3 separate regions of the Homo sapiens genome follow, and all the other regions are linked to region 3. The links are chromatin contacts, found by Hi-C or POLR2A ChIA-PET in ENCODE. All regions are on one chromosome and are shown on one strand. Each heading gives the region's core, a stretch centred on a gene start or an enhancer-like site at or near the end of the contact. The rest is flanking DNA. Distances are from core to core; before and after follow the strand shown.

Region 1 (3,005 bases), core at 484-2,983, 100 kb after region 3:
TTTGTTCATGTATTTTGCTCATTGCAGGGAGCAAGGGGAGTGTTTTTTTAATTATTATTGAGGTTTTGGAATTTTTTATACATCCCAGATGCCAGCCATTATCAGATATATGCAAATATATACTCCCAATGTGGTTCATCTTCTTATTCTCTCAACAGGGTCTTTCAAAGTGCAGAAGTTTGTAAATTTGATGAAGTTCAGTTTATTAAAAAAAAAAAATTTTATGTATCATGTTTTTGGTGACCAATCTGAGAAATCTGTGCATAATCCAAGGTTTTCTTCTAGAAGTTTTATACTTTTAGGCTTTACATTTAGGTCTATTATGTATTTTGAGTTCACTTTTACATATGGTATGAGATGTGGATCAAAGCATTTTTTTCATGCAAATATTTTATTGTTGCAGCACCATTTGTTGAAAAGACTATTCTTTCTTCACTGAATTGTCTCATCAAAAATCAGTTGTCCGTATATGTATGAATCTATTTCTGAACTTTTATTCTATTGATTTGTCTATTTTGATGCCATTACTATACCATCTTGATTACTGTCACTTTATAAGTCACCTTAAAATCAGATAATGTTGGTCCTCCAACTCTGTTCTTTTTCAAAGTTGTTTTGGTTAGTCCTTCGTATGTGTATGTATATTTTAAAAATTTACATATGCAATTCTGACTTTCATAAAATTTCCACTAGGTGATTTGTTAGAAGCCCAACAACCTCCTTGTGACCTAGGCCCTGTTTAAATGCATTAAGGATATGGCTGATAATGGCTTAAGTACTGTTCCCTACTGGCTGAAGCTGAAAGTAGACCTGAGAAGTTGAGATGGCTAATACAAAAGCCAACAGTCTTTCAGAAGTGAACATAACATGGAACTGTAGCAGGAGCATCGAGGGACCCCACAGTTAGCAAAAAGAACCAACAGAACCTAAGGAATACTTCCAGTACTTTCTTAGGCATAGTTTAATATGCTCCCATTTTAAAATAAAGTACAAATAAACCCTATCCATCATTAACACTTTAGCATTTGAATCAGGTGATGAGAGCACATTCTTCCAGGCAAGATTGTAAAACCAAATGGAAGGCAAGATTTCCCTGGAGGTAGAGAAGGAGGAGACAGATTCTGTTGGGCACAGGAAGGAAAGGCAAGACTGCTTGGGATATCTGAGGCCCAAGGCAGCCAGAGGTGGCACATGGCCACTGGGGCCTGAGGGGAAAGGATTTACCAAAAGAGGTGAGAATATGCTGCTTTGACCACTTTGCAAATTAACTGGGTGCCCCATGGCAGCAATTGCCTAGTGATTACCTGGAAAATCTTTATGTGTGTGTGTGGTTTTTTTTTTTTTTTTTTGACTGCCTATGTGCAGTTCAGCATTTCCACTTCCTGCTCCATTTACAAAAGGGTCCCAAAGTTTATCTTGTGACATTTGGTCCTTTATTAAGAGGAAGCAATAGGTGGTCATTTTTAGAGGATAACATCCTGTGCTTTTACCATTTCCATAAAAGGGAGGGGATTTAGCTACTTCTCAAGAGAAAAGAGTATGAGAGAATCACTTCCAGCTTCTCTTTAAACCCCTAATTTACTGTTCCCCAAGTCACAAAGAATGACTCATCTGAGTAGTGAATTGAGAAGAACTTGAGCATGCTTGGCTAGGGGCCTTCTGCATTCTCTCACCACACACCAGCCTGTTGGTAATACATACTTTTATGGTGCTGACAGCCTCTGCCCATGCCAGGAGAGGTCTTTTTTCATTAACTCCACCAGTGACTAGGTGGGGATGATCAGATCACAGAGGATATATGAAGAAGCCCACTTGGCCATAGACCCAAGTCATATTCTCCAGCTTACCTTTGTCAAAAGTAAATTTGGTATTTTGATCTCTATGTCTGGCTCCTATGCCCTGGTTCTAATCTTAGGAAGGAAAGATACATTTTTGGTGGTTTCCTACCAACCCTATGTTGGTAGTTCAGGCGAAAATATGCTGGTAGGAAAGGGTTAAAAGTGTGAGAGGAAACAAAATGAAAAAAAAAAAAATGTGTTCAGGGAAACAGCACTGAGAAGTCCTCAAGGCAGAAATGCAGGCTGTAAGAATTGGGCTTTAGCTCTGTTCCTGCCAGTGTGGAACCTACAGGGTTCATGAAGAATGGGCCCCATTTGGGACACAATCTCAGACTGCAGACAGACCCTCCCCAACCCTGCTATAGGAGACCTTTCACTCTCTCTATCGCCAGCTCCGGGTGGGAATTAGTCAAGTGTCTTACCTAGACATGGTGCTTTTGTTCCTTAAAAAGAAAACAGACTGGTGTTATCTGTGTGTTCAACTTTCAATGCAGCTTTGACTTTTCTTGTGTCCCAACATTTGTGATAGAAAAGATGGAGATTGTCTTAGTCCACTTTGTGTTGCTATAAAGGAAAACCTGAGGCTAAGCAATTTATAAAGGAAAAAGGTTTATTTGACTCATGATTCTGGTGGCCAGAAAGTTCAAGATTGGGTGAGGGCTGCTGGCTGCTTCCATTCACAGGAGAAGGTGAAGGAGAGACAGTGTATGCACAGGTCACGTGGCGAGGAAGGGGTGGTGGTGGAGGGAGAGTGTGCAAGGAAGTGCTAGGCTATTTTTAACAACTGGCTGTATTGGAATGAATACAGTGAGAATTCACTCCTTACTCCACCTCCCAGGGAGGGCATTAATCTATTCATGAGGAATCTGCCTCCATGACCCAAACAACTTTCACCTCCCAAGACACCACACTGAGGACTAAATTTTGACAAGAGATTTGGTGGAGACAAACAAACCATATCCAGACCATAGCAGAGACTAAACTCAGTATTTCCCAAAGTGTGGTATGCATGTTAAGGTGTACATAACTGTACATAGAGCTCACACCTTAATTATCTCAATAGTTGTGAATTCATTTTAGTGTATAGAAAAAACTGTTTAACTCGTTAATGACAAGTGATACTGGTTTTCCATATATGGCAGCAGTGTGAAGTTTTACATTTCAATT
Region 2 (2,957 bases), core at 442-2,941, 75 kb before region 3:
GGACTCCAACCTGGGGGACAAAAACAAACAACAACAAAAACAAACAAACAAAAAAATTAAGTCAGCAGACGGCAGAAATACTGCAACTTCCATCACAAATGAAAATCACCAACAGTTTAAGAAAAGCATACAGCTGCTAACTTGTGGTAACATAAGTCAGGAGAATGAAAGTAACTGTACCGTAAAACCACTTAAGGAACAGAAATCAATGAAGATCTAAATTACACAGACCCATCAGCTACAGGGCTGTCATGCAATTGAAATTGCATGAAATAAATAAGAGCAATCACAGCTTTTATGAATTATTTATGTTTCATTAACCCATAGGAAATGCATGATCTGGATTTTTATAAGCTTAATAATGGCAGCACTAAAGAACAAAATATCAAAGAAAAAAAGCATAGTATTTGAAGGCATAAAAATAAGATCTGAAATAGAATAGAAAGCCACCCATACAGTGGGTTAAATAAAAGCCAGAGATGCTGGAATAGAAAATGAAAGAAAAGAAGGCTGAGACTGGTACTGTGGTAAGAAACCAGGAGGAAGGCACAACAAAGCTACTGTCAGGTATTAAGAAAACCTACTGTCTCCACAGATAATCAGGACTATGAGGTTGGCATTAAGAAAACCTACTCTCTCCACAAATAATCAGGACTGTGTGACATTGGCTAAGTTTAAGGCTATCATATGATCAAGGGCAATTTCAGCTTTATCAAAACAATGACTAAGAGTCTAACGGAAGCCTGAAGTTTTGAAACAAAACAAGATGTCAGTGATTCTTAACCTTATTGGGGTTATAAACCCCTATGAGAACAGAAAAAGGCTCTTGACCTTTGCCCCAGGAAAATGAATACACCAGTTTCAGTGATGGTATTTTGTCAGCAAATAAGCTAACCAGCCCAGGATGCTATTGCCTTTGGCTTATGTGATCCCCCTACTTGACAAGGGGCCTGAAAGTTGTTTTTATCCCCTGCTGCAGTTGTCTCCAAAGTGGGGTCCTTGTGCACAAGGACGTATGCAAGACCATTCACTGGTATGTGAGAAGAAACTATTAGGGCTTCTAATTGTGTTAATTTAGAAAATAGAGAAGTAAAGAATTCCCAAGATTTAATATATGAATTGTTACCTATCACACCTAAGGTGCCCTCACTCGGTCAGTAACATCTGATGGGACTGACACAGTGGCTCATGTCTGTAATCTCAACACTTTGGGAGACTGAGGCAGGAGGATCACTTGAGGCCAAGAGTTCAAGACCAGCCTGGACAATATAGTGAGACTCTGTCTCCACAAAAACTTTTTAAAATCAGCCCAGTGTGGTGGTGGATGCCTATAGTCCCAGCTACTCGGGAGGCAGAGGTAGTAGATTCGCTTAAGCATAGGAGTTCAAGGCTGCAGTGAGCTATGATTTTGCCACTGCACTCCAGCCTGGACAACAGAAGGAGATCCTGTCTCAAGTAAATAAAACAAAACAAAACATCAGGTGCCTGTGTTTCACTTAGGTATGTGAGACATCCTGGGGAAATTGTCAAGTTTCCCAAATTAGGGGGTTCATGGTGGTACCCCCATTGATTTTCAGCATATTCCCACCAGTTATGTTTTATGTGGGCCCACTTAAGCATTTTTAGAATGTATCATCTAGTTTCCGTGGAAATAACCCTTGCGAAATAGGCAAAGGACATAAAGATTCTTGCAAAAGCCCAGAAGGTGGAGCAAGATGGCAGAAGAGAAGCCTCCACTGATCATCCTCTCACAAGAGGACATCAATTTAACAACTATCTATGTAAGCAAAGCACTTTCATAAGAACCAAAAATCAGGTGAGCACTTGCACTACCTGCTTTTAACTTTGTATTGCTAAAAGAGGCACTGAAGAGGTAGAAAAAACAGTCCTGAAGCACTGATACCACCCTTCCCCCAGCCCCAGCAGTGGCCACCTGGTGCGCAGAGTGCCTCTGCATGCTGTGGGAGGGAGAGCACAGCAATTGTGAGGCAGTAAACGGTTCTGCCCGGTTAGAGCAGAAAGGAAAACTGGACCAAATTCAGCTGATGCCCACCCACGGAGGGAACATTTAAACCAGCCCTAGCCAGAGGGGAATCACAGGTCCTTGTGGTTGGAACTTGAGTTCCCACAAACTTCACCACTGCAGGCTAAAGTGCTCTGGGTGTCTAAGTGAATTTGAAAGGCAATTTAGGCCACAAGGACTGCAACTCTAGGCGAGTCCTAGTGCTGAACTGGGCCCAGAAACAGTGGACTAGAGGGGCATGCAATCTACCAAACTACCAGGGTGGCTAAAGGAGTGGTGACATCACCTCTCCCCTAACCCCAGGCTGCACAACTAGTGGCTCCAAAAAAGATCCCTTCCTTCTGCTTGAGGAGAGGAGAAAGAAGAGTGGGGAGGACTTTGTCTTGCATCTTGGATACCGGCTCAGCCACAGCATGATAGGGTCAGAGTCATAATGCCTCTGTTCCAGGCCCTAGCTCCTGGGCAACACTTCTAGGCACACCCTGGGCCAGAAGGGAACCTACTGCCTTGAAGGGAAGAACCCATTCCTGGCAGCATTCATCACCTGCTAACTGAAGAGCCCTTGGGCACTGAATAATCAGCAGCGATACCCAGGTACTACATCTAGGGCCTTGGGTGAGCCTCTGAGACTTGCTGGCTTCAGGTTCATCTCGGCTATTGGGGGGTGGAGCAACAAGTGGGCTCCTGGAGTCCCCAGTTCTAAGAGCTGACTCTTGGATGGCATTTCTGGACCTTCCGTGGGCCAGAAGGGAGCCCACTGCCCTGAAGGATGAGTCTCAGGCCAGACAACCTTCATGACAAGCTGACTTAAGAGACCTTGGGCCTTAAGAGAACATAGTGGTAGTCTGGCAGTACTGCCCATGGGCTTCTGGTGGTGATGACCATGGGGAAGGTCTCCTCTGCTTTTGGAGGAGGGGAGGGAAGAGTGGGAAGA
Region 3 (2,773 bases), core at 33-2,532:
AACAAAGAGAAAACAAGCCAACCAGCATATATTCAGCACATCACAACGAGTTGTCCCGGTAGACATTTCATTCACCAGGACCAGATGCTGACCTTGGAAAAGTCAGGTTTACCCAGTCTGAAAAGCCCTTCCGAGGGTGCACTTTTAAAAACTGCAAACTGTCGGGAACCCCAGCAGCTGAAGGAGGTATTCGCAGCCAGCCACCCTTGACATTCACCCGGAGCGCCGGCGCGGGAGGCAGGGTGGGCGAAGGACCCCATCAGGAGAGGCTACCCGACGAAGGGGCCATCCGGAGAGGCTACCGAAGTATCTATCAGGCATGCTCTTAGAAGGAGCAAACGGACACACACAGGTTACCTGTTCCTGGCGGGCAGAGGCTTGATTGGAGTAAGCTGTAGAAAATTGGAGAAAGCCCGGGAGTGTATAAATAGCAAAGGCCTCCCAGTTGGCGACAAAGTTATGCAACCTCGTTTTTTCAGAAGCGCTTTCCCACTTCACCAGACACAAAACTTTAGTCTCTCCAGTCTTCTTTTTTTTTCAAACAAACAAACAACAAGGGTTGACACTTTTGTTGGGTAGTGTGTGCGAGAAAGATCTGCAGGGTTGCAGCGATGTCCCAGAGCGGTCGCTGCCATCCCCGGGCACTGCCGTGGAGCTCAGACGGCCGCAGCCCGGCTGGCGGCTGCTTTCAGCCAGCGCAGCGACCCGGGCCTGAGCCCCCACTTCCAGCCGCCCCCACCTCTAACAGGGGGACAGTCCGCCTTGAAAGGGGCCAGCCGAGCCGCGTCAAGGCCATCTGGAGCCCCGGCCGGCATCCAAGCCTTCCAGCCCAGGGGCTCCGGGCGGGGGTGGCTTCCAGCCCTCTGAGCCCTGGCCACAGGTGGGCGGCGGCCTGGAGGGGGACCGAGGAGCAGAGCACCCCCACCCGCCCAGCCCCGGGCAGGCCCGGCAGGCGCGCTCCTCCACTGACCTGCGGGCGGCTTGGGGGCGGCGCGGAACAGCTGCATCTCGCGCCCAGCTCCAGCCCGCCTGCCCTCCATGGCGCCGACTGCCCGGCCCGGCCTTCCCGCGGCGTCCCCGACAGCTCGCTGCCTCCCGGCCTCCCCGGCCCTCCCTGTGCGCCGCGGGCGCCGTTCCCGCGACACCCGACGCCCCGGGGCAGCGCCCCGCGGGCTCACCTGGGGGACAGCGGGGAGCGGCCGCAGCTCCGGTGTCCGCGGCGAGGGCGCAGGGCGAGTCAGCGAGCGACTCCAGCAGCCTCGAGCCCCGCTCCGCCCAGAGTCAGACGGGAGGAGAGCGCCCCGTCCGCCGCCCGCGCATCCTCCCGCCCCCGCCGCTTTAACTCGTGACCCTACTCCCGGCTCGGGTTCCCGCCGCGCCCTGTCGGGGGCCGCTTTTCAGGAGCACAGGTGGGACGCAGGAGGCCGTCCGGAGGAAGCCGGCGTTGTGCCCGTTCCCTGCCACCCCCACCCTATCACTCCCTTCATTTTCTCCCTGAGCAACCCGCACCGCCCTGCTCGGGTTTGCCAGGTTTGCTCCGGAGCTGCCGCCGGCGCCGGGGGGCCACCCCCTCCTGGCCAAGGCCCCTCAGGTGGTTGCCGGGCTCCGCGGGTGCGGGATCTATAGCGCCTAGCTCCGGTGAGTGTGAGGCCCCGCTGCAGCCTCCCATTCTGATTTTTGCATACAAGGTGAAATCTTGAATGTCTTAGCGTTTCAAGCCTGAACCTTGTTCCCTCCCTGGGTCTTCTAGTTTCAGACAAGTGCTGTGAAATGAGTGGACAGTCGACTAGACTCTTCTGTAGATTGGCGGCTGGGGCAGAAAGAGCCCTGGGAAACTTTTCCAAGAAATGTAAATAGAAATACCTGAAGTAGACTTTGAACCGTAATCTTTTTCTTCATAAATTATCTGTAAATATTAAACCTAATACCCCTTATCAGGATTGGATCAGGAACTTTGGTTAATTTTAATTATAATTACTTTGGATGTGTTCTGATTTTTAATTTTTACTTATTTTTTTTTTTTGGCCACGGGTAAATTTGTAAAGGTCACTGAATTTCCCTACTAGGGTATTCCTGAAATTAGATCGATACCTAGCAAACCTTTTATAAAACCTGTTTTCAAATCCTAAACCAGTATGCATGGATTACTAATAAATTTTTGCAACAGGGTACAAGAATTTTATGCTGTTCCTCAACCTGGATCCCACATACTGTGAACAAGGTAGATACCCAGAAAGGATATAATTGGCACAGTCAATTCTCAAGTGCAATTTGGAAAATATAATGTAATCTTTAATCCCCATATGCCTACACACGATGTAACGCTATCTCCTTACTTGATGGTAAGAGTTTGAAATGCTTGATTGTTCAGGAACAATCTGAACTTTGAAGAGGTTCACAGTCATAAATGATGGCACTTGCTTAACCCTCGTTTTAGCTGAGTTATAAGGACCGGTGAATAGATAAAGCCAGGTTTTGGAGTCAGACAGATGAGGGCCCAAATTCCCTTCTGTGCCACTTATTGGTCTCTAGGGAGTTACTTACCTTCTCTGAACCCCTTTTCTTTTTTATGTGCAATCTGTGAAGTTAGCCGAGAGAAAGGACGAGAGAGAGAGAGAGAGAGGGAGAGAGAGACCGAGAGAGACCGAGACCCAAGTTCAGGCAAGCCTTTATTCAACCTGCCGGCTGCTCCATTACAGACAGAGGAGGCAGCCCTGAGCTTACAAAATGAGGGTTTTATGTGGGGGAGAGAGACCCTGGAGTTGTTTGTTGG

Evidence for each region. A loop is a pair of places that touch in the nucleus more often than their neighbours do. ChIA-PET counts read pairs that join two places held with the same protein, here RNA polymerase II (POLR2A). Pooled maps may share reads with other maps.
Region 1: a loop to region 3 is called in a pooled map, with 2.6 times the contacts of the local background. The contact joins the enhancer-like site here to the promoter of MCOLN3 in region 3. A Hi-C loop is called at or near these places in 4 of 50 pooled maps. POLR2A ChIA-PET finds 5 or more read pairs at or near these places in 5 of 52 experiments (H1, activated B cell, activated CD4-positive, alpha-beta T cell and 2 more).
Region 2: a loop to region 3 is called in a map with no recorded cell type, with 5 times the contacts of the local background. The contact joins the enhancer-like site here to the promoter of MCOLN3 in region 3. A Hi-C loop is called at or near these places in 5 of 37 single-sample maps with no recorded cell type and 5 of 50 pooled maps. POLR2A ChIA-PET finds 5 or more read pairs at or near these places in 5 of 52 experiments (H1, OCI-LY7, activated CD4-positive, alpha-beta T cell and 2 more).

Annotation. Positions count from the first base shown.
Region 1 is chr1:85,147,403-85,150,407 of GRCh38, forward strand. No RefSeq gene overlaps it. Among named protein-coding and RNA genes, the nearest start is that of MIR4423, 15 kb to the left of the region's middle. RefSeq lists an enhancer at 1,424-1,553. Within about 2 kb of position 1,734, at least 2 of the 41 ENCODE cell types and tissues checked have a DNase peak (open chromatin) inside an H3K27ac peak, as active enhancers do.
Region 2 is chr1:84,972,025-84,974,981 of GRCh38, forward strand. All of the region lies in intron 1 of MCOLN2 (mucolipin TRP cation channel 2), which reads right to left. Among named protein-coding and RNA genes, the nearest start is that of MCOLN2, 24 kb to the right of the region's middle. Within about 2 kb of position 1,692, at least 2 of the 41 ENCODE cell types and tissues checked have a DNase peak (open chromatin) inside an H3K27ac peak, as active enhancers do; they include OCI-LY7, where a contact is called at or near this core.
Region 3 is chr1:85,047,218-85,049,990 of GRCh38, forward strand. MCOLN3 (mucolipin TRP cation channel 3) reads right to left here and starts at 1,283. Exons shown (of 13, transcript NM_018298.11): 1 at 1,179-1,283. RefSeq lists silencers at 765-1,514, 1,545-1,684.